Regions from separate parts of the Homo sapiens genome. Here region 1 is linked to region 2. Evidence: chromatin contacts called from ENCODE Hi-C data. All regions are on one chromosome and are shown on one strand. The core of a region is the stretch at or near the end of the contact, and the rest is flanking DNA. Distances in the headings are between cores, read along the strand shown.

Region 1 (3,196 bases), core at 517-3,016, 180 kb after region 2:
ATCATTTACTTGCCTAAAGAAACACAAAATCAAGAGTGAGAGCTTAGGAACCACATGGTCCTGAAATAAAACTCTGACTTCCATTCTTATTCTAACCTTTGGGAGCCACTGTCTCCTCATGTAAAAAACGAATGTTATTGCCATCTTAGACTGCTGTGCTGAGGAGTGAATGGGCTGACACAGGCAAAGCCCTCAACATATAATTATAATAGGTGTCATGTGTACATGCGTTTTTTTCTCTTTATCCCCTCTGCTATGTCCTTCTATCCTTCTCCATGGTCCCCTCCCTTCCACGCTGCATCTCTGGACCTGGCCTCTGCGTCTCTCATGCCTCAGGCCCATCCCTCTCTAAGAGATCTTTAGTTCCTGCCAACCTGTCGCAACTCAAGGATTAAACTAAACATTTCTCCAGCATAGAGCACCCCCTATGTTTGGGCATTCTTCACTGTCTTCCCTGTATGTGGCTGTATAAACCAGCCTGAACTACCTTCCCACCCAGAGCTCATAAAGGCAGACTCCAGCCTGCAAATGCTCTCAGAATAGCATTTGCTCAGAATAGCAGGTGCTCTTAACACCTGGCAGAGAGGGGCCCCATTCTCTTTGGGCATTTTCCATCAATTTGTATCTGCAGACCACATGCATCAGAATCACCTCCAGGGCTTGTTTAAAATTCAGATTCTTGGGTCTCACTCTAGATTTATTTAACCAGAATCTCTGCAAGGGGGGCCCTGAACCTGCATTTTCAATAACCAGCTCAGATGATTCAGAGCTCTTGTCAAGCCTTCTCAGGGTATAACATTTAACCCCGGGGAATACTGGGAGGATGGTTCCGATAAGCCACTCACTGATCCTCCTTTAATGTTTATACAATTTCATTTTTACATCAAAAGATCATTTACCAAACACCTACCTAGTGAGTTATTGAGTTTATTACTATTATTTGGAACTCATAAACTCACATGAGGAATTTTGTCAGGCTTAAAGGGGGTGCCAACCCACTCTTCTGCCCAGAGTTACCTGCAGCAGCAAGCCATCCTGCAGACTTCCATGGGGTAAGTGTCCACAAAAGTCACTGGAAGTCCCCATTGGTAGTCATTTAGAAGGACGCAGTGTAATCAAAGGACCATCACTGTTGTCTTGAATGGGTCGTGATTTAAAATTGCTGGTCTTTTTGGTCTTTAATGATAATTTATATTTGTTTCATCACTATCAATTTGTTTTCTATGGGTGATATGGTTCACCCTACAGTATGTAGGCAAGCAGGTTGGCATCAGTATAAACCATGGCCTACACATTCCTAATAACTAGAACTTAAGGCACGCAGCTTGCTGTTCAAATATAAATAACCTCAAAGCCAAAGCAGATGTGTGTATACGTAATCCCTTCAAAATCTGCATGAGATTGATATTTCATCATAGTAAGCGTGTTCATTTCCCACATGAAATTGTAAAGGCAGTGGCTAGGATAGTGGTGCCAGCAGAGACATTTAAGCAGCCCTGAGCCAGGCTCTGAGCAGAGCTCTTGTCATTTTTCCTTTTTTTTTTTGCTTTGGGAAGAAAAAGATATCTTCCCCTGGCACCCTAGGCCCACCTCCTTCAGGCAGAATTGCCAGTTCCTCTGGCCCCTGCCTCACCCCCTTCCAGAGTTCTCTCTACTTAACTCCACCCTCAGGCTCCACCCTTGAAGGGCACAGCCCAGCTGTACTGAGTTGAGGTTTTTCTGACCCTCAGAAATAAGCAGTTAGCAACATCCCCAGCGCCTGTCTTCTTTCTGCTCTTCCCAGGGGGCCCTTGACTCACCACCAACCCACAGGGGAAACCACAGAGCACAGCAGCCCAGCGCCGACTGCACCTCCCCGGAAAAGTTCCTGGAGGTTCAAGAATGGCTCCTCTATGTTGACTCCCTGTCTCATCTCAGGTGCCATGCTGGACTTTTATATACGGGGTCTTAACCCCCCACCACAGCACAAGCCAGCAAGGTGGGGCTTCATGCAAATGAGGCGGCTGAGGGCCAAAGCAGTGTGGTGGCCACCCCTCACCAAACTGAGCCTGTTCCCAGTAACTACTCCCTTTACCGTCCCATGCTGGAGGCCAGCGCCCAGCCAGCTCCTCTCTGTGCCTTTTTTTTTTTTTTTTTGGTTTTTATTACATCCAATCCCATTTATGTGAATGTGCACAAAAACAGCAAGATCTTGCTGGTTTGGAACTAGGACATACTTAATTTTAAAAAATATTGAGGATTATTTACACATAGTGAAATGCATAGCTCTTAAGTGAACCATTCAATGAGCTCTCGGGTGCAGCTGGACCAAGTTAACAACAAAGCAGTACACAGGGGTTTAGCTAAGAGGCCAGGATGAAGAAACTAGGAAAGGAGCCACTCACCCTCACACAGCTGTACCACCCCAAGTTCCCCTTCGCATTCCCACTGAGGGCCTGCTGACATCCTGTTTAACATGACTGTCAAAACAACTCTTGTTATGCTATCTCAGCCATGTTTATGAGAGCAAAACCACTTGGGAGTAAGCCAAATGTCCATTAAATAAACTACAGTGCCATCCATACAATAGAAAATACCATTGAGAAAGAACATTAATAGACACGGAAAGCTGCCTGTTAAAGGCACCTCATAAAACACCAGTGTTAACAGTTGTTCTGAGTGTCCGGATTATGGGCAACTATTATATTCTTCTTCTGATTTGCCAGTACTTTGTGCAACAAATGTAATAGTAAATAAATTTTATTTGTTGAAGGTGCTTGGCTCTACATTGTTACATCTGGAGGAACAGGGTGTACACAGGAAGTGTAGAAACGCTACAACAGCAATCTCCCTGACAGAACTGAGATGAGCAGCGGGGAACGCCTACATGCCCTAGGACAGGAATCTGTGGCTGGCTTTCTCTGGTTCAGAAGGTCTTACTCTGTGCAAGAGCTTGCACACATATCTCATCATTTGGAGGAAACTAACTGGTTAGCACCCCAGGCAAGGCTGGCTGTTCTCACTGCCCCTTCCATGTGGTTTACTGCCTCTATGGTTTTGTTCTTCCCACTCCCTCTTGCTGAAGAGCCCTCTGGCATGGCTCAGCAGATGTAAAGTCTATCCATACTGAGGCAGGATAATGGCCCCTCAAAGATGCCCCAATCCCTGCATCTTGTAAATATATCATGTTGCATTGCAAAAGAGGCTTGGCAGATGT
Region 2 (3,554 bases), core at 247-2,746:
CTCCCATTTCCGACCATAAGCTCCTCCAAGGCTTTTGCCCAGACCCCTAGACGACTGTTCTGGACCCAGTTTATAAAGACTGCCTGGCTGGCCAGGAAATCCCCCAGAGGCCTCCTTCCGTGTCCCCGGGCCAAATCTGTGAAGAGAAAACGGAAGGCTACCATGTCACGAAAAACTATGATCAAATAAATTATTATGCCTTTTCTCCTATTGATCTGCCTTTTGTCAACTGATTTTCAGTGAACCTTCGGAGAGCCATGGGGAAGTTTTCCCTTTCCCCCTACAGGGCTCTGAATCTGAAGGTAAGAGTGAGCCTATAGGGGGAACCTTCTGGCTCCCTCACAGGAACTGACTGAGCAGGAGTTGGAAAAGCCACTTGGATTCCCATTTCCTCAACTCCCCGCCAATACCAAGGCGTCTGTTTTTACAGGCTCTTTCGTGGTGTTCTGGGCACATTCAACTTCCAATGCAGCTGAGAGGGTCGGGAACAGTTAGAGAACAGGGGTGGCAGCCGCCCGGGAGGCTGCAAGGCGCTCGCCCGCAACGCACAGGCGCGCGCGGCGCACCCGGCCTCCGGCCTCCCCAGGTCGGGCCTGGCAGCTGCGGGAAGGAGGTCAGCGCAGCCGCCACACTTCGCCCGGGCGCTGGCCCGACCCGACCGCCGGCGACTCTCTGGCAGCGCCCGGAGACCGCCAGCCCCTGGGCCGCCCGTCCGCAGAGCCCCCTCCGCCCCGGGACCCTCGCGCGCAGCTCAAGTTGGGAGCCCCGCTCCGCAGGCGAGCGCGCGCCCACCACCCACACCCACTGCCACTCATGCACACCGCGGGTCCGGAGATGCCCCCGAGCGTTTTAAAATCCAGAAACATCACATGGTAGCCACATCCGGCGGCTGTTACCTGCTCGCAGCACCCAGACCCTCGCCCTGGTTTCCCGGGAGCCCGCAAACCCGGCACGCGGGCTGCGCGCCCTCCCGCAAGCCACCGCTCAGCGCCAGCGCGCCGGCAAGCCGCCTACCTTAGGGGTCTGCACTTCAGGTCCCGTCGGCACCTCCAACTTCCTCTTGGTTACCCAGAAGAACAGCAGCACCGTGATCCAGAGCACCCCGAAGACTGGCAGAACCAGCCGACGAGTCAGGCGCCGCATGGTCCCCTTTGCCGCTTCCTCTCCGCGGCGCTACGTCCCGGGGGCACCCCCCGGCGGTCAGGGTTGGCGGGGCAGGAGTCCTGGCGAGCGCCTCGCTCTGGGGAGCTCTAGACCCAGGATCCGGTTGGAGGGGCGGCAGGATCCTGCAAGGCGCCCTTCCCGCTTCGAAGAGAAGCGAGCCTGGGTGGGGGGTGCAGGGCGACCCGAAACGTGGCAGGGAAGGACCGAGGGCAGCCAAGCTGGACGCCCGCTCCAGCGGGAGAAGCGCGGTGGCTGCCGAGATGTTCCCCACGCCGCCACCGCGGCTGCCGCCGCCGCCGCCGCCGCCTTGCCCGCTGCCGCCGATAGGGAAACTGACTCGAGCAGCGAGAGGGAGGAATCCGAGGCTGTGCCAAGCACCCCGGGAGGAGCACGAGGGCGGAGGGAGTGAGCGGGGAGGGCGGGCCCGACAGACAGGCCGACTCGGAGCGAGCCCAGGTGGGAGTGAGCGGGGCTCTGAGAGGGGGCGCTACCGCCGCCCGCCGACCGAAACGCTCGGTGCTGTTGCGGGGCCGCCAGCGCCAAGCCCTGGGCGCAGCTCCCAGACCATCGTGGGTTGGGGCAAGGCGGGGCGGGGCGGGAGCGGTGCACTCGGGATGCCCGCCACCCCCAGCTGCCAGCTGGGACCCAAGGGCCGGCCCTCGCCAGGCGGCGCTGTGCCTGGGAGGACTTTCCCGCTCATCGCGGGGGCTGCACGTGGCGCTGAAGCCGGGGTCCCACCCCCAATGTGCTCGTCCTACCACAGCCAAGGCTGGGATTCCAGGGCGCCGGCAGGGCTGCTGCCCCAAACCCGCGGTTCACTTGCCTGGCTACTGAGGGCCAAGGCCGCGGTCAGCCAACTCCCCAGGGTGTTTCTATGCCTGCCTGCAGGTGCCTGGTAACTTTTTCTGCTTAACGGAAGGAAAGCTGAGCTGGTCTAATTTTAACTTTAAAGATATCCTTTAAAAAATTAAGGCGCAATTATCTCCCATAAAGGTTTTCTCTCCCTGTAAGCATCAGGGCTTTGTGCTTGCAAGAAAAGAGGTCCAAAGTTGGAACAACCACTTGGGATTCTTGGAAAGTGACCCTGGGCAGGAGGATACTGGGTGCAGAGGGTGATCTTTCAAAAGCCCCTTTTCCCAAGGGCCTTTGGGAATTGTATCCCCCTCCCACTTGCAGATTAAAACCGCTTGGATCTAGAAGCAAAGCAAATTCTAACTCCAATTCCCATGTAGGCTCAAGTAGGCTGGAATCACGGCCAGATCACTGACCAGAGAGTACTGACCTAGCTGTCACACTCACTGTGTGAGTCTTGGGTAAGTCATTTACCTTCTCCCAGTCTTCGATTCCTCATCTGTAAAATGGAGGGAAAATACCTCCTCTGACAAGCAAATGAGTAGTGGTGAAAGCTGAATGCAAGGTGCTGGTGTTATCTGACCACTCAAAGTGGGGAAACCTTGCTCTGTCTGGGGAGCAGAGGCAGCGGGAACCATGCCATTTTTGTTGGAGGGTTGCTTGCTTCATCGAGTTTCTTGGGGAGGTGAGAACGATGCACCCACTGTGGCAGCCACCATTCTCCCTGCCCCTCTCTCCCCATAAAGCTCAGTGTAGGGCAAGCTCCCATACCTCCGCACAGGTGAGACAGCTGTAAATCAGGGCTCTGGAATTCCTTCTTCAATAAGATGTCTCCCCAAAGACATGTACTGAGAAATGGAGGCGTCTACTCAAAGCCTCCTGTTTTTGGTACCTTATCTTTCAGCCACAGGGAAGTCCTGCCTCAACCTCAGAGAGTTCTTGACTGGACTGTAGATAAGATGTTTGGGGTTGGGAACCGCAGTTGAAATTAAACAGCCCAGAAAAGGTGAGCACTGTTGCCAGCCCTTTCAAGATCTACCTGCGCTCTTAGACCATCACACAGAACCCCAGGGTTGATCTAGCATTTGCCTTTATCAGAACTCTGAACACTGAAAGGTGGGAGTAGGCTCCCCAGCCAATGCTTTGTCCCAGCAAAGGCCCAGGTAGATGATCATCATGGGAGGGGTAGGGGGAGCAGCAAGAGAACTCACCTCTGCAGCATCCCAAGCACCTTGGACCTCTTTCAGGAGCCTCACCCGGGACCTGCAGTTTCGGGCCTGCAAAGCGTTCTGCTGCAGGCTCTGCAGGGGACCCCCAGGCAAGCTGCTGAGCTGCTGTTGGCTCCAGGCAGAAGCTGCAGCACAGGAGTCCATTGCTCAGCGCTTTGTAATGCCGCTTCTGAGTAACAGATGGCAGACAGTTACACAAGAACACCGCCAAGCTTTTGAGATGGTGCAGCACCACCACGCTGCTCACCACACTGCTGAGATGCTGAGGTGCCTCATTCTGACTGTTTGGCATATGGGGAAACTGAGGCC

The links. A loop is a pair of places that touch in the nucleus more often than their neighbours do. Pooled maps may share reads with other maps.
Region 1: a map of B cell shows a loop between it and region 2 (3-fold over the local background). The contact joins the enhancer-like site here to the promoter of GALNT14 in region 2. A Hi-C loop is called at or near these places in 2 of 168 maps with a recorded cell type or tissue (B cell and ascending aorta) and 4 of 50 pooled maps.

What each region holds. Positions count from the first base shown.
Region 1 is chr2:31,317,110-31,320,305 of GRCh38, forward strand. No RefSeq gene overlaps it. Among named protein-coding and RNA genes, the nearest start is that of EHD3, 85 kb to the left of the region's middle. RefSeq lists a silencer at 1,677-1,746. Within about 2 kb of position 1,767, at least 20 of the 41 ENCODE cell types and tissues checked have a DNase peak (open chromatin) inside an H3K27ac peak, as active enhancers do; they include B cell and ascending aorta, where a contact is called at or near this core.
Region 2 is chr2:31,136,944-31,140,497 of GRCh38, forward strand. GALNT14 (polypeptide N-acetylgalactosaminyltransferase 14) reads right to left here and starts at 1,497. Exons shown (of 15, transcript NM_024572.4): 1 at 1,015-1,497. The coding sequence starts at 1,143.